2 separate regions of the Homo sapiens genome follow, and region 1 is linked to region 2. A link is an interaction called in ENCODE POLR2A ChIA-PET data of the cell type or tissue named here. Cell type or tissue: B cell. All regions are shown on one strand. Each heading gives the region's core, and the rest is flanking DNA. Links, peaks and the distances in the headings are about the cores only. Region 1 overlaps MYOM1 (myomesin 1). Region 2 has its middle 6.6 kb from the start of MYL12A.

Evidence for each region. ChIA-PET counts read pairs that join two places held together with the same protein. Peaks named below come from ENCODE experiments on the same cell type or tissue, not always from the same donor. Only the 100,000 strongest peaks of a DNase experiment are listed, where the experiment ranks them.
Region 1: POLR2A ChIA-PET joins it to region 2 with 13 read pairs; 15 of 35 experiments call an interaction of 5 or more read pairs at or near these places.

The regions. Positions count from the first base shown.
Region 1 is chr18:3,057,897-3,067,154 of GRCh38, forward strand. MYOM1 (myomesin 1) reads right to left here. Exons shown (of 38, transcript NM_003803.4): 38 at 8,911-9,258. Among named protein-coding and RNA genes, the nearest start is that of LPIN2, 49 kb to the left of the region's middle. RefSeq lists enhancers at 2,755-3,049, 3,417-3,546. In B cell, for the core only: a CTCF peak has its summit at 5,247 (motif pointing left); a DNase peak (open chromatin) is centred at 5,255; H3K27ac peaks cover 593 bases.
Region 2 is chr18:3,236,676-3,245,639 of GRCh38, forward strand. It overlaps a transcript of MYOM1 not described here. Among named protein-coding and RNA genes, the nearest start is that of MYL12A, 6.6 kb to the right of the region's middle. In B cell, for the core only: no CTCF peak of the experiment used is centred there; no DNase peak of the experiment used is centred there.

The DNA.
Region 1 (9,258 bases), core at 4,148-6,647, 180 kb before region 2:
AAGGACACAATTCAGCCTGTAATAAAGACAGAATGAGTTTGGCCAATGCCTTTTTTGTCTGGGAGTAGATATTGAAGCTCACACCTGTGTATACCTGTCTGCTCTGGGGATGCCTTCGTGGTACCGAGGGATTTTTTTTTTTTTTTGGAGATGGAGTTTTGCTCTTATCTCCCAGGCTGGAGTGCAGTGGTGCGATCTCGGCTCACTGCAACCTCTGCCTCCCAGGTTCAAGCGAGTCTCCTGCCTCAGTCTCTCAAATAACTGGGACTACAGTTGTGTGCACCACGCCTGGCTAATTTTTGTATTTTTAGTAGAGATGTGGTTTCACCATGTTGGCCAGGCTGGTCTGGAACTCCTGACCTCAAGTGATCTGCCTACCTTGGCCTCCCAAAGTGCTGGGATTAACAGGTGTGAGCCACTGCGCCCAGCCAGCCGAGGGATTTCTTTAACATAAATACTCTTCCCTTCAGTCTTGAAACTGGCTAAAACCCTCCTGCTCATCAAAACACAGAGTAAATGCTTCTGTGTCCACAAAACCTTTTCTGATTCCTGTAATCCACCTTCCCCTGTACCCTAACCTCACTGCACAGCAAGCATCGCACTCTCCTTGAACTCAGAGGATAGCATGCTGTCTGTCTCTTCCCTATGAACACGTTGCTTATACTGTGGTTGTTCACATTCTGGTACTGCTAACACATCAGTTAGCAGTAAACATCCTGAGGGCGAATCTCCATCTGATTCATCTTTGTTTTCTCACAGACATTGCTCAGTAAACATTTGTTGAAGGAATAAGTGAATGATAACAATAGCAACAAAACTGGCATATATTTTACACCTAAAGTCAAGTATCGAGAAGTTCCCCAAATCCATGATCAATACTTGACTAATTTTAAGACATAATGTGCTTAGCAGAATTTTTTCAGCTCCCCAGAGTAAATGCTTCAAGGCCAGGCACACCTGTAATCTCAGCACTTTCAAGGCCAAGGCAGGTGAATCACCTGAGCCCAGGAGTTCGAGATTAGTCTGGGCAACACAGCAAAACCCTATCTCTACAAAAAATACAAAAATTAGACAGGTGTGGTGGCCTGCACCTGTAGTTCCAGCTACTTGGGAGGCTGAGTTGGGAGGATCAATTGAGCCCAGGAGTTCAAGGCTGCAGTGAGCCACTGCACTCCAGCCTGGGTGACACAGGGAGACCTTGTCTCAAAACAACAACAACAACACCCCCACCCCACAAAAGAGAAAAACAACAAAAATGTTAATGCTTCAAAAGCCTGCCTTGTGGGGCAGAGGAGGCACGTAACTAATGCATACCTTTATACAGGCCAATGAATACCTCCGGCAAAAGAAAATATCATGCTCTAAGGGTGTGTAATTTTCAAGGACTCATGCAAGCGGTCCATAGAAGAAGTGAATTGAATTAGAATTTATTTATTTATTTATTTTGCAGTGACTAGCCTAATCTCTACAAAAAGTACTTTAAAGGCTATAAAAGTAAATTCTTTCTGATTTTTTTTCCCTTTTCATTTTAAAGGGAGTTCCCAGAATTTGACTCTTGTTTTGAATGATGTCTTTGTAACAAACTTCCTGTGTTGACAAAGGACACGCTGAATTTCTGTTACTGTGGCTACCACAGAAATGAGAGCAGTTCCAATCGTCTCACTGAATTAAGGCCTTTATACAATTTCTTTCAAGTTTTCTAATTTTTATTATGTTTGTAGCTCTATAATATACAACCATAAAACAAGATAATATTACTATAACAATAATAAACAACTGTATCTCTATATATCTCTATATAATACACAAATAACACAGTAACAATACTTTACAACAATAACTCTACAGCATACCACTATAATAAACATTTGAAGTGACATGTGGGTTTTTTTTTTTTTAACTTCCCCTAGTCTTTGGACTTATTTTGCTTTAAATTATTTATCAACAAAGGTCTGAACACTTAATAACCTCTGCCTTATGGTGATACATTTCCTCATTATTTTAGTTTTGTATTATCAAAATAGAGTGAAAATGAGACAAATTGTCTCTGAACCTTAGCTATGCAGGAGATCAATCTGCTTCTACTTCATAAAAGTTGTTCAAATGTCACTGACAGGTTCTAGTAGAACCAGGGACATCAAAGTGTCTATTTAAAAGCTAAAGTGATTTTAGCATGACCATATTTTAAAATGCAAATGAATTTTTTCTATTACTCTAGCTAAAATGGCTTCTCATTATCATTATGTTTTTATATTTTTATGTTTTCTTTGAGAAGGAATCTCGCTCTGTTGCCCAGGCTGGAGTGCAGTGGCGCAATCTCAGCTCACTGCAACCTCTACCTCCTGGATTCAGATGATTCTCCTGCCTCAGCCTCCCAAGTAGCTGGGATTACAGGCGTGCACCACCACGCCCAGACGATTTTTGTATTTTTAGTAGAGATAAAGTTTCCCCATGTTAGCCAGGCTGGTCTCAAACTCCTGACCTCAGGTGATCCACCCACCTCGGCTTCCCAAAGTGCTGGGATTATAGGCGTGAGCCACGGTGCCTGGCCTATATTTTTACTTACAGCTTTTCTTTTTCTTTGCTGCCTTGTATTTAAAGGCAACAATCTTTTTTTACACAGCGTTAGAAATGCTCAACCACTTTTTGAAATGTTAACCACCATAATGCAGCCCAGATAAGAAACAAAATTAAGAGCCTCAAGAAATACAAAATTGAGAAACATTCCAACTAAAAACGTTTAAACAAAATAGTCTCATTCTTTATAGATACGAAGTTTATGTGTAGAAGCCAATACACATTTCCTGCCTCTTCCCCCTCACTTCCTGGCCGCCGGTGCTACAGAGCAACTGTCCTGCCACACTTGAGTGAGATGGAAAAAACCAATTCTTCACCCCAGTTCACTTCCATGACTTCCGGCAGTGTCTGTTCAGAGGTCAAAGCTGTTGGTGATTTTCCACTTGTGCTGGACATAAACCTGGCAAAAAGGCAGGAATTTTAGGGACAGAGGGCTTTCTACCATGGCAGGTCAGAAGGGCCTGGGGGAACAGGGCCTGACCCACACCAAGTAAATATTTGTTGAATGAATGAATGAATGGAAGAAATGGTATCTTATGGTTTGTCTTTTTTGGAGACAGAGTCTTGCTGTTGCCCTGCCTGGAGAGTGGTGGCACGATCATGGCTCTCTGCAGCCTCGAGCTCCTGGGCTCAAGCATCCACCCATCTCAGCCTCCCAAGTAGCTAGGACTACAGTCATGTGCCACCATGCTCAGCTAATTTATTTTTATTTTTTGTTTTTGGTAGAGACGGGGACTCTCTGTGTTGCCCAGGCTGGTCTCAAATTCCTGGCCTCCTGAAGTGCTGGGATTATAGGTGTGAGCCACCGTGCCCAGGCAATGCCCCGTGTTTTTAATAGAATGACGTAGAGGTAATTGTTTTTTCTTTCTGTTTTGAGATGAAAACAAGGAATTGGTTTCATTTTCATTATTTTTTCATCTGTACTTCAGTGCTGCTGAAACTTTCACCTGAGAGGAGGATTTCAGATTTCTCGATTCTGCCCCCGCAACGAGTTGCTTCTCTTCTTTCTCTGCACAGTCTTCACTTTCATGAAGCCAAATGCCTCCTTGCAATTCAGCTCCTGGTTTTGAGTGTGTAAGGAAGACACACGCTTCTCGTGAAATTCTGGAGAATGTCTCCGGACTGCGTGGGAAGCTTATGAACCAGAGGTGCCTGTACTGACAGAAGCCTGTGAGCAAAGAGGGTTCCGAGAACTGGTTAGCTCTTTCTAGCCGGGAATATTAAGCTGTAAAGAACAAGGAAATGGAGGGAGCATTCACATATGTACTGCAGTTGGCATGGGGGTCTCCTTGGAGAGGCTTCCTGTGGGCAACTATGGGTGCATTCAGTAGGGACATTTAGATAACTAAGATGAGCCCTGGAACAACCAAAATAGAGTCAATGTAATAAAACACTCTCTGATTCTGGGACACGTCCCCCTCGTCTCTGAAAGGAAACACTTGGCTTCAGTTTGGCTCAGCAATGTAACACCTTTTCTCCCGGCTTAGAACCAGCTCTTAGCAAGCAGAGTGGGTGGCTTTTGTGTGATACCATGGGCACTAGTAACGCCTCAGGCTGAAGTCCCGGCCTGATAGGTTATGCCCTTAACCTTCTAAAACCAGAAACGAGAGGAAAGAAACCACAGAAGGAAACTGTAGAAACTCAACCCCAGGGGAGGCGAGCATTACCTTCATAATTTATTGCAAACAGTGCCTATTTTGTTTCCAAAGTGTTTTAAATTAAACTTAGTTGTGTATCATTTGGAATGTAAATATTCATCCTCAAAAGTGAGTAGCAGGGAGTATGGACTGTCTGAGTAACCACAGTGTGTGTGTCTGAGCTTTGTGACAAGTCTACTATGCCTTCTTGATGCTGGGCTACAATTAAAGCATGTTCTAAAAAAAGTAAAAAATGCACTTAGATGTTAGTAAGTATGAGCTAAGTAATTTTGGAAACTTTGGTGTGCATTTTAGAGATTGAGATTTTCATTTACATATATCAGTTGATTCTTCAGAAGCAATTTAAATAACTTAAGACTGTTTTTTAAACATAATCTTATCTCTAAAGCCCAAGGTAGAGGTCAAAATGCAAATATTTGAGGCTGTGATGTGATGGTCACTATGTATCCAGTTTGTAATCCTCCATATAACTGATGTATTAGTATTTTATCTAAACATCTTGCTGTGGGTATGTGAAGCAGGCCCACAGAACAGAACTAATGAACACCTGAGACCGTGCCAGTGTGTTCATTTAAAATGCGCTGCACCTTGTTCTGACACTCGATTTGTTGTAGATATTTGATCCTCTTGAGGCTTGCTTTTAAGCTCTGTTAGGGTGGGGCCAGAGGAGTTTTTAATCCAGGATTAATTTCTCACCTTAGTAGTGCCCCACTATGGAGGAGAAACTTCTGAGGACTCTACCCGAGGCCCACGTATTACAAAGTCTTTTCATTCCGGCTGGTGGACACGGACTCTGTTTCCAGCCCGCGTGAGCTCCAAGAATTGCTTGGCCTGAGGCTTTCCAGATTTCTTTCTCCCGTGCATTTGCTGAATAGTACTCAGCCAAAGAGCATGTGCAGCCTCCAGCACCCTGTCTTCGTGCAACTCTCCTCTCTCTCTTATTCTTTCTCATACATTTTAGACGACCCCGCCTCATTGAACCTCAGTCTCTGTCCCCTCAATTCAATGAGACTGACAGGCTCCCCCTGCTGGGCTGCAGCCTGAGCACTCTGTCTAGGCAAGAAGAAGCTGGAGCAATCACAGGTGTCTCATCACTTTCCCCTTCTCTCAGGCATCTTGGGCCTGCACATCTGCTGGCCAATGCCCTAAACGGTTATTTTTCCATATGTTTTGATATTTTGCCTGTTTTTCTAGTTGTTCATGGTGGGAGGACAATTTCCATAACAGTAATCCTTTGTGGGCAGACAGAGAATCCCGTCTAGCGTAGTTTTGCATTTGCTTCCCTGAGGCCCCGGACCTCGACCATTTTTATGGGAATTCTTGGCTTGAGATTGTTACCATGTGGTGCTGTAAATTTGCACCCCACAAACATGCAGTACTAGTTTGAGGAATCCATTAAATTTTCTTCCATCCAGAACCGCCCCCAGGCAGATGGAAAGCTTCTGTATAGCTTCTCTATGTCAGTTGGTGATATTTTTACTATTCCCATTTTTGTTTTGACTAAGCCACTCTTTGTGCATCTCAGATTTGTGCAGGCATCTTGGGTACCAACTCACTACCTTGAACAATCCAGGTCTACATCTCTCATTCTGGCATGTGTATTAAAACTCCAGTCCCAGATCTTAGAGGCTATATCTAGGCAAAAATTAGTATTTCTGCATTATGTAGGCTGTGCATATTTGATTTTCATGTACTTGAAATGTCTTAGCCTAGTGACTAAGTCCAATTTTTTTTTTTTTTTTTTGACAGAGTATCACTCTGTCTTCCAGGCTGGAGTGCAGTGGTGCAATCACAGCTCACTGCAGCCTTGACCTCCCAGGCTCAAGCGATCCTCCTGCTTCAGCCTCCCGAGTAGCTGGAACTACAGGCTCGTGCCACCACCCCCAGCTAATTTTGGATTTTTTGTAGAGATGGGCTTTCACCATGTTCTCCAGGCTAGTCTCAAACTCCTGGGCTCGAGTGATCCTCCTGCCTGGGCTTCCCAAAGTGCTGGGATTACAGGTGTAAGCCACTGCACCCAGCCTCCAGCTTTGTGATTCCAATGTAAAATGTTTAATTGACTGTGATTTTATGTTCATCTTACTAGGTTTATATACAATATGAGAATATTTATGAAAACTCCAAATTTTCTGTATTTATATACTTAGTTTAGTAGATAAAGTTATTTAAGTTCTTGAGACAGTTTTGTTTAAGTCAGACAATAGTAGTCCTTAAAGTGGAGAGAAAATATATTAATTTATAAATAAAGCTTAACAAATTAAAGGGAATTAAGTTATGCTATAAAAAGCAGCCTTAAACTTAATGTTCTTCAATAGTCAGATTTTTAAATGGAAAAATAATGTTTTAAAGTTGAACTTCAAGAATTTAGGAAGATCTAGGTTTTAAAATGTGTCACTTGACTATTATATATATATATATATATTAATTTTTTTATTTTTTTAATTTTTTTGTGATGGAGTTTCGCTCTTGTTGCCCAGGCTGGAGTGCAATGGTGAGATCTCGGCTCGCCACAACCTCCGCCTCCTGGGTTCAAGCAATTCTCCTGCCTCAGCCTCCTGAGTAGCTGGGATTACAGGCATGTGCCACCACGCCCGGCTAGTTTTGTATTTTTAGTAGAGATGGAGTTTCTCCATGCTGGCCAGGCTGGTCTCAAACTCCCGACCTCAGGTGATCCGCCCGCCTCGGCCTCCCGAAGTGCTGGGATTACAGGCGTGAGCCACTGCACCCCAGCCTATATATTAATTTTATAAAACTGAAGTAAACTCTGAATGGTCTTTTCTGTGTTCCAAGTTGATCCTTTAAGTACCACTACTTCACATTTACCAGGTCACAGATTCATAAATTTTTATGTGTTACAAAGTATCTTCGGCACCATTAAAGTGATGGATCTATAGTTTCAGTTCTATTTTCCCCTGTAGAAATAGCAGCTTTTTACCTAAGCTATTAAATCTTGAGGTCACTGGTTTAGTTTGGTCATAATAATGGCTGAAATAATTCTTATAGCTGTTTTGTTGAGCAATCTCAGCGTATGGAGCTCCGAACACAAAAGCCATCTCCCCAACTCACTGCTGCTGTGTCCCAGCAAACCCCTCTGCTGGGCGCAGGGGTCTTAGGGCACACTTTGATTTCATACATTTTTGCACAATTTCAGAATTTGGAATACACTGTTTTAAAATTTTGTTTCCACCTGATTCAACACCCGTCTTGCTTTCTCCCCAGTCTGGGATCCAGCAGGTGGAAATTAGGGAAGGGGTGGGAGGTGCTGCTTGCAGAAACCTCACCTCTCTGACACTGGGAGCTCTGTTGCTGGCTTTTTGAGGGGTGTGGTGGGGGCTTTTCGGAGAGTCTTAGGGGCCTCTCGCTTGCACAGCCCTTGGCCCTTGGCATGGGAGGTCTGCCGCCGCTTGAACCTTTCCCACCCCCACCCCCACCCCGCCACCCTCCCATCTTTAGCTCCCCAGCAGGTGTCCACCCACTGGCAGTTTCCTTCCGGGTCAGCTTGTTCAGATGTAGCCCTCTTACTGAGGCAGGCAGAACCGCAGACTGCTCATGGCCAGCCACCTTCCATGGGGTCCGCTTGACCCTTGGGAAGCTCATCTCCTTGCCATATCTGGGAGTGAGAACACAGCATCTGGCTCCTGCCTGGTGTTCAGTGTCATAGCAGCAGCATCCAGCACTTGTTTGGACAAGTGGATTGGCCACAGTCAGATGAGAAGCAATTTCCAGCCTTAAACTTGTAAAGGAGAGGGTGTGTAGGAGCCCCTGCCAACTGTATAAGGAAATTTCTTGTCTCATCCGCTACCTTTGGCAGGAGAAAGAAGGGGAAAAAATTGTTTTTATGAGATGGTCTTGTTCTGTTGCCCAGGCTGGAGTGCAGTGGCGCCATCATGGCTCATTGCAGGCTTGACCTCCCAGGCTCAAATGATCCTCCCACCTCAGCTTCCCAAGTAGCTGTGACTATAGGTGGGCACCACCACACCCAGCTGATTTTTAAAATTTGTTGTAGAGAGGGGTCTCGCTGTGTTGCCCAGGCTGGTCTTGAACTCCTAGACTCAAGCAATCCTCCCGCCTCAGCCTTCCAAAGTGCTGGGATTACAGGTGTGAGATACTGCACCCAACAGAAAAAAACACCATGACGATTTTCCTAGAATGGTGTGTGTTATGTGTGTGTGTGTGTGTGTGTGTGTGTGTGTGTGTGTGTGTGGTGCTGGGGTTGGGGAGGACAAAACTTTCTACAACAGCTGCTGCTGGGATGCTGACCCTCAGCAAACCCCTCAGGGAGTGGCAATTTCCACAGCTGGCAGTTCTCTGAGCTCAGAATGAGGCTTCTTATGTACCTTTTATTCTTAGCTGTGGGCCCTTAGTCTCCAGTTCTGGCAGGAGGCGCCTCACACCATCTTATCACATGTAATTGTCACATTACATTCAATTGCCTTGTGTATCTTATTAATGGAATTGGCTTGATTGTGTGGTAAGCCACCAGATGTGCAGTGGCCGTGTAATTTCACACCCCTGAACCTCGTTGAGCTCAAACGACTTATCTGATCATGTTGCAAGGTACTGCTTTCACCAAAAGGAATTTAAATCAGAAGATGTGGCACAAGACGCGTTGAGAAAGAAGCACCAAGAAGCCACCCAACCTAGCAGCAAAACAGCAGGAATTTGAGAAACAGTGTCGGGGAAGAGGACAGACGTGAAAACTGTTTATTCATACAGAGGAGGTTCCAAGCCACGAGGCGCCCGTCGAAAAGCACATCACCTCTGTAACAACACACGAGACACGGCCATGGCTTCACAGCTGCAGCAAATCCCAATTCGCCCCACGACACATTCGTCTGCCCTCTGACCATCATTCAATGTCCCTCCAACTTCATTCAAGTCTTCTCCTTAAAACTGTTTCCTAATCTTCATGCTATGAATGGTATTTTCTTAACACATAATTTTGTAGATAAAGAAAAACAATTAAAGTGTCATTAGTTGGTGCTTTTTTATATGAGTGAAAGACCTGACATTATTTTCCCCT
Region 2 (8,964 bases), core at 3,126-5,625:
AGTGAGAGGTTAGATATGTGAGTCTGGAGTAAAGGTCACAGGTCTTGGCTAGAGATACACACTTGGTGATCGGTGTATAAGTGGTATTTAAAGCTATGAGAGTGGATGAGGTCAGCTCAAAAGGACGGCTGACAGAAAAGAGAAGAGATCCAAGCACTGAATCCTAGGCTACTCCATGTGATTAGCGAAATTAGGAGGAATTGGCAAAGGAGACTGAAGAGTAACCACAAATGAAGGCAGAAACCAGGACAGTGTGGCATCCTGGAAGCCAGAGAAGAAGGTATTTCAAAGGTGAGGGAGTGAGCACCTTTTCTAATACTATTTGAGAACTGTGAATTGGCTATGAGGATGTAGAGGTCACTGGTGACCTTGACGAGCACACATTTGATGGAGTGGTCAGAAAAAAAAGATTTATTATAGCAGATTCAAGAGATAATTGGTCAGAAAAGGATCACTGAGAAAGAAAAAAGTAAAAACTAAAATAAAGAGAGAATTGGGTTTGTATACCCATGTTCATAGCAGCACTACTCACAATAGCTAAAATGTAGAAGCAACCCAAGTGTCCATCAACAAATGAACAGATAAGGAAAATGTGGTGTATACATATCGTGGAATATCATTCAGCCTTAAAAAGGAAAGACATGGCCGGGTGTGGTGGCTCACGCCTGTAATCCCAGCACGGTGGGAGGCTGAGGCAGGTGGATCACGAGGTCAGGAGATCAAGACCATCCTGGCTAACAAGGTGAAACCCAGTCTCTACTAAAAATACAAAAATTAGCCGGGCGTGGTGGCGGGCACCTGGAATCCCAGCTACTTGGGAGGCTGAGGCAGGAGAATGGCGTGAACCCGGGAGGTGGAGCTTGCAGTGAGCCGAGATCACACCACTGCACTCCAGCCTGGGCAACAGTGCAAGACTCCGTCTCAAAAAAAAAAAAAAAAAAAAAAAAGGAAATACATTCTGACATGTTACAACATCGGTGAACCTCAAGAACATTATGCTAAGTGAAATAAGCCAGTCACAAAAAGACAAATACTCTTATGATTCCATAACTTACATGAAATACTTAGAGTGGCCAGAATTCTAGACAGAAAGTAGAATGGTGGTTACTGGGGGAAGGGAGGAATGGGGAGTTATTGTTTAATGGTCATAGAATTTCAGTTTTACAAGATGCAAAGAGTTATGGAGCTGGATGGTGGTGATGCATAACACTACAAATATATTTAATCCACTAAGCTTTTAGTTCCCAACCTTTTTGGCACCAGGGATCAGTTTCGAGGAAGACGATATTTCCAGGGACTGGGGCAGGGGTGGCGGTCGGGGGGCAATGATTTCAGAATGATTCAACTCATTACATTTATAGTGCATCTTATTTCTGTTATTATTACATTGTAATATATAATGAAATACATATACAACTCACCATAATGTAGAATCAGTGGGAGCCCTGGGCTTGTTCTCCTACAACTGGACGGTCCCATCTCAGGGGTGATGGGAGACAGTGACAGATCATCAGGCATTAGATTCTCAAAAGGAGAACATGACCTAGATTCCTCGCAATGCACAGTTCACAATAGGGCTCATGCTCCTAAGAGAATCTAAAGCCACTGCCGATCTGACAGCAGACAGAGCTCACGCAGTAATGTGAGCGATGGGGAGCAGTTGTAAGTACAGACAAAGCATCACTCCCTCCGACCTGGGGGAGGGGGGAGGCAGGGGGTGTTGGGGACCCCTGCACTGAGCTATACAATAAACATGGTGAAGATGGGAAATTTCATGTTATGTACATTTTACTAAATTGGTGGGGGGGTGGGGGCATCGAGAACCAGTGAGTACAGGTGACTTGGTGACTTATTTAAAGGGTTTTCTATAAGGGAGCAAGAAAATAGGACAACAGCTGAAGCGAGTTTTTGTTGTTTGTTTGTGATACGGTACATTAGTTTTTTATTGCTGCTGTAACAAATTACCACAAATTTAGTGGCTTAAAACAACACAACTTAGTCATCTTACAATCTTGTAGGTTGGAAGTCCAATGTGGATCTCACCAGGCTAAAATTAAGCTGTCAGGGAGACTGTGTTCCTTTCCTGAGGCTCTAGGGGAGAATCAGTTTCCTAGCCTGTTTCAGCTTCTAGAGGCTTCCTGCATTCCCTGGCTCCTGACCCCTTCTTCCATCTTTAAGGCCAGCAACATTGTATCTCTTTGACCCTTCTTCCACAGTCACATCTTTCTCTAACAGTCTTCTTCTGCCTCCCTCTTCTTCCAAGACCTCTTGTGGCAACGCTGGGTATACCCAGATAGTACAGGATAATCTCTGTATTTTAAGATCAGCTCATTATTAACCTCATTCCATCTTCTCCCTTGATTCTCCTCTGCTGTGTAACCTAACACAATCACAGGTTCTGGGAATTAGGACAGGGATATCTTTTGGGGGTCCTTAGTCTGCTTATACATACGGGGTACATTACAGCATTCATGTTGATGGGGATACTCCAACAGAGAGAACTTGATGATGCAGGAGAGGGCAGAATTGCTGGTGTGGCATGAGCAAGAAAACAGAGGAGCTGGCTTTCTATAGGAGCAAGGAGAGTTCCTCTCTAGTTAGCAGGAGAGGAGGGGGAGGACAATGCATGAAGACAGATGTTGGCTGGTGGGTAAATGTGGTGGGGGCTCGTGAGAGCCATTATCTTCTCAGTGACTTAGCAGCAAGGTTGTCAACTGAGAGTGAGGATAGAATAGAATGTGTTAGAGGTGTGAAGAGACAAAAGTTATAAAACTGACATCAAATAGACAAGAGCATGGGCCAGGGGATGGTGCCTCATGCCTGTAATCTCAACACTTTTGAGGCCAACGCAGGCAGAGAGCTAGAGCTCAGGAGTTCAAGACCAAGCCTGAGCAACGTGGAGAAATCCTGTCTCTACAAATAATACAAAAATTAGCCAGGTGTAGTGGTGTACACCTGTAGTCCTAGCTACTCAGGAAGCTGAGGTGGGAGGACTGATTGACCCTTAGGAGGCCAAGGCTGCAGTGAGCCATGATGGTACCACTGCAGTCTGGCCTGGGTGACACAGCAACACCTTGTCTCAAAAAAAAAAAAAAAAAAAAAAAAAAAGAAATTGAGAGAGCGGAGCATGAAAAGACTAGAGAAATGTTGTGGGCATCGAGGGCCCACTTGAAGTCTGTGGTCATTAACTTAAAGTGCAACCACTTAGCTTGTTTCCTACACTCAAGTGGACAAAGAATTCATATATTTATTAGTCAGAGTAGTAAATTTCTCCCTAAGAAATTTACATGGATTATTGTGCTTTATCCTCACAACCACTGAATAAAGTGGGCACTATTATTATGCCCTTTTACAGATGAGGAAACTAAAAGATTGGCTAAAGTAAGCATCGACTATAATTTTTGTTTTAGGTATTAGTTTTATTTCGGGGATTCAAAAATAATATTTGTGTCATAAGATTAATTTAGTAAATGTAATTTAATCACTACGTTTATTCATTAACGAACTATTATAGTATCACTATGTTAGGCTATATACTTCAAAACAGCTTAGATATCAGGAATCTTTGTCTTTTAACAGTTAAAACAGCATTTCTCCAGTTAACTATCAGAGCCAGTGATATGGTTTGGCTGTGTCCCCACCCAAATCTCATCCTGAATTCCCACATGTTGTGGGAGGGATCCGGTGGGAGGTAACTGAATCATGGGGGCAGGTCTTTCCCGTGCTGTTCTCATGATAGTGAATAACTCTGACGAGATCTGATGGTTTTAAAAAGGAGAGTTTCCCTGCACAAGTTTTTCTTCTCTTGTCTGCCACCATGTAGACATGCCTTTCATCTTCTGCCATAATTGTGAGGCCTCCTCAGCCACATGGAAATGTAAGTCCACTAAACCTCATTCTTTTTTAAATTGCCCAGTATCAGGTATGTCTTTATCAGTAGCATAAAAATGGATTAATATAGCAAATTGGTACCAGTAGAGTGGGCGCTGCTGAAAAGATACCCAAAAATGTGGAAGTGACTTTGTAACTAGGTAACACACAGAGGCTGGAACAGTTTGGAGGGCTCAGAAGAAGAGAGGAAAATGTGGAAAAGTTTGGAACTTCCTAGAGACTAGTTGAATGGCTTTGCCCAAAATGCTGATACTGATAGTGACAATGAAATCCAGGTTGAGGTGGTCTCAGATGGAGATGAGGAACTTGTTGGGAACTGGAGTAAAGGTGACTCTTGCTATGTTTTAGCAAAGAGACTGGTGACATTTCGCCCCTGCCATAGAGATTTGTGGAACTCCGAACTTGAGAGAGATGATTTAGGGTATCTGGCAGAAGAAATTTCTAAGCAGCAAAGAATTTAGGAGATGACTTGGTGCTGTTAAAGGCATTCAGTTTTGTAAGGGAAGCAGAGCATGAAAGTCTGGAAAATTTGCAGCCTGAAAATGCAATAGAAAAGAAAATTCCATTTTCTGAGGAGAAATTTAAGCCGGTTGCAGAAATTTGAATAAGTAACGAGGAGGTGAATGTTAATCCCAAGACAATGGGGAAAATATTTCCAGGGCATCTCAGAGGTCTTCATGGCAGCCCCTCCCATCACAGGACTGGAGGCCAAGGAGGAAAAAGTGATTTCATGGGCCAGGTCCAGGGTCCCTATGCTGCAGGCAGCCTAGGGACTTGGTGCCCTGCATCCCAGCTGCTCCAGCCATGGCTGAAAGGGGCCAAGGTACAGCTCGGGCCGTGGCCTCAAAGGGTGCAAGACCCAAGCCTTGGCAGCTTCCACATGGTGTTGGGCCTGCAGTGCACAGAAGTCAAAAATTGGGGTTTGGGAAACTCCACCTAGATTTCAGAGGTTGTATGGAAACACCTGGATGCCCAAGCAGAAGTTTGCTGCAGGGGCGGGGCCCTCATGGAGAACCTCTGCTAGGGCAGTGCAGAAAGGAAATGTGGGGTGGGAGACCCAACACAGACTCCCTACTGGGGCCCCACTCAGTGGAGCTGTGAGAAGAGGACCACTGTCCTCCAGACCACAGAGTGATGGATACACCGACAACTTGCACTGTGTGCCTGGAAAGCAACAGACACTCAGCGTCAGCCTGGGAAAGCAGCCAGGAGGGAGGCTGTACCCTGCAAAGCCACAGGAGCAGAGCTTCCCAAGACCGTGGGAACCCACCTCTTACATCAGCGTGACCTGGATGTGAGACATGGAGTCAAAGGAGATCATTTTGGAGCTTTAAGATTTGACTGCCCTGCTGGATTTTGGACTTGCTTGGAGCCTGTAGTCCCTTTGTTTTGGCCAATTTCTCCTATTTGGAATGGCTATATTTACCCAATGCCTGTACCCCCCTTGTATCTAGGAAGTAACTAACTTGCTTTTAATTTTACAGGCTCACAGGTGCAAGGGACTTGCCTTGACTCAGATGAGATTTTGGACTGTGGACTTCTGAGTTAATGCTGAAATAACACTTTGGGGGGCTGCTGGGAAGGCATGATTGGTTTTGAAAAGTGAGGACATGAGATTTAGGAGGGGCCAGGGTGGAAGGATACGGCTTGGCTCTGTGTCCCCACCCAAATCTCATCTTAAATTCCCACGTGTTGTGGGACGGACCCAGTGGGAGGTAATTGAATCATGGGGGCAGTTCTTTCCTGTGCTATTCTCATGATAGTTAATAAGTCTCATGAGATCTGATGGCTTTAAAAAGGAGAGTTTCCCTGCATAAGCTCTTCTCTGCCACCATGTGAGATGTGACTTTCATCTTCCGCAATGATTGTGAAGCCTCCCCAGCCACATGGAACTGTAAGTCCATTAAACCTCTTTCTTTTGTAAATTACCCAGTCTCAGGTATGTCTTTTTTTCTTTTCTGAGATGGAGTCTTGCTCTGTAGCCCAGGCTTGAGGGCAGCGGCATGATCTCGGCTCACTGCAACCTCCGTCTCTCAGGTTCAAGTGATTCTCCAACCTCAGCCTCCCGAGTAGCTGGAATTACAGGCACGCACCACCACGCCCAGTTAATTTTTGTATTTTTAGTAGAGATGGGGTTTCACCATGTTGGCCAGGCTAGTCTCGAACTCCTGACCTCAAGCGATCCAGTCACTTTGGCCTCCCAAAGTGCTGGGATTACAGGCATGAGCCTCTGCGCCTGACCTCGGGTATGTCTTTATCAGCAGAATGAAAACAGACTAATACTGCCAGATAATTTATTATCTATATAATCCTTATTCCTTTTTTTGTTTGCTTTATTCATATTCTCTGTTCTTACATCTCATTTAGTATTTTAATTTTTCTAAGCATGTATCTATTTAACTTATTTTTTCAAATTTTCTAGTATGGAAGTAATAAGTATCCCCAAATACCCTTAATTCAATTTCACATAATTTTTTATCTCATTTATCATCCCTGACTTTAATGATAATTCTGACTAAAGTTTTTTAAAAAGCAATTCTTTATATATGTAGAATCTTCTATATCTTTGTAATATATTATTTGTAGTTTTGGTGCTCTAAAATTAATTATTATACAGATTTATGTAAACGCTTATTCATTTAAAAGAAAGGAGCTCCTCCTACTGTTTTCCTGAATTAAAGGATTAATGCTAATTGTTACATCATAAATATTTCATGTATGAAGAATTAGAATTCCATGTATGTAGGCAAAACCAGAATGTAAGCCATGTCCCTTAACATTCAATAGTTTCTTACATGCAATAAAAATTGCAAGTGATCCATATAAAATCATTGACTTAGGTTGTAAATACCAAGGATCCATTCTGCTATGCTTCCTTGCTGTTGTTTGGGTAACGAAATTTTCCTACTTTGGACCAAAGGAGAAAGCACAGTACAGTAAAATAAAATATGGGCTTCGGGCTGGGCCACTTACTAGCTATGTGCACTTGAACAATTGACCAGTTACCATGTATTTACCGGCACCTGTGGATATTAGGCATTGTATTAGGAGTTAGAGATATGTGGATAAATATCCACATATTTACTGTTTTCCTTTCTATTCTACCCCCGGACAATCAGAGACAGGATTTATAACCCAGGTTCTTTCATTACCTTTTGGGAAACCTGTGCAGATCATTCAAGTATTTGAGCTTGTGTCCCAATCAATGAAACGGAGGTAATAATGTCTATCTCACAGGGTTGTTGTAAGAATTATATATTAGAAATGTTTATATAGAATACCTAGCACATAATAGGCACAGATAATAATAACTGTCCATTCCATTTTTTTCTCCCTTTAGATCTCACTTGGGGAAAAAAAACACCACCACCTTACTCTGAGGCAGGAGCAATGGATAGTGACCTTGTAGAAATTATAGTACTCCCGAAATAATTGATTGCTATAAATATTGAGTTTCCAAATGATTAGTGCTGGGTTTTCTCAACCTAAGCACTACTGACTTTTTGGGCTGAATAACGTTCTGTTGTCGAGGGCCGTCCTGTGCATAGTAGGATGTTTCGCAGCGTCCCTGGCTTCTCCCCACTAGATGCAGTATCTGTCCCGTTTGTGAAAAGCAAAACTGTCTCTCCAGACATCGCCAAATGTTCCTTCAGGGCAAAACCCAACCACCACTCCTCCACTATTGAGAACCACTGCAATAGTGGATCATAAGCTCACATTTAGTGGGCCTTGAGAGGTATTCTAAAAATTAAATGACATAGAATTTGCTATGGACTGAATTGTGTGTCCCCTCCCTGCCAAATTCATATGTTGAAGGCCTAACCCCCAGTGTGACTGTATCTGGAGATATAATTAAAATATAATTAAGGTTAAATGAAGTCATAACGGTCGGCCCTAATTCCATTAACACTGAAGGCTCATAAGAGGAAGAGATCCCAGCCATTTGGGAGGCACAGACGGGCAGATCACTTGATGTCAGGAGTTTGAGACCAGCCTGGCCAACATGGTGAAACTCTGTCTCTACTAAAAGTACAAAAAAAGAGGCCAGGTGTGGCGTCTCATGCCTGTAATCCAAGCACTTTGGGAGGCTGAGGCGGGTGGATCACCTGAGGTCAGGAGTTGGCAACCAGCCTGGCCAACATGGTGAAACCGTCTCTACTAAAATACAAAAAAAAAAAAAAAATTAGCCAGGCGTGGTGGCACATGCCTGTAATCCCAGCTACTTGGGAGGCTGAGGCACAAGAATCACCTGAACCTAGGAGGCAGAGGTTGCAGTGAGCTGAGATCGTGCCACTGCACTCCAGCCTGGGCGACAGAGTGAGACTCCATCTCAAAAAAATAAGTAAATAAAAGTAAAAAAATAAAAATACAAAAAAAAAAATTTAAAAAGGAAAAAAAAAAAAGAGGAAGAGAGTGAGATCTCTCTGCCACATGAGAACACAGGGAGAAGGCGACTGACTATCTGCAAGTCAGGATGAGGGCCTTCAATCGAATTGGCCAGCACTTTGATCTTGGACTTCCCGGCCTCCAGAAGTATAAGAAATAAATTTCTGTTGTTTAAGCCGCCCAGTGTGTAGTATTTTGTATGGCAGCTAAAGCAGACTAATAACAGAATTGAAAAGAACAGAATAGAAATCCTTGAAAAACATTATAGGTAGTCAAGTATTTCTTAGTGAAATAAATTTCTTACTATGAGTATTGGTCAAAAGATTGAGGGAGGATGGCTTGAGCCTGGGAGATGGAGGCTGCAGTGAGCTGTGATAGAACACAGCACTCCAGCCTGGGCAATAGAGCAAGACCCTGTTTCACTCTATTTGGAGCAGAATTCAAGTCTCCAAACTTTTAGTAAAAACGTGAGAAGGAGATTATCACATGGAGGCAAAGATCTCCCATAGGGTCCAAAGGATAGAAATATCAGAGTCAGAGGCCTTTGATGGTGGGTCCAGTCATGAAAACTGAGTATCAAAATACTAGGTGGACATTTGAAGAACATTTTATCGAGATGCTATTTTTCCACATTGGTTGACTAACCGTTTTTAAATCCATAGTTGTGGAATGAATAAATGAATGAAT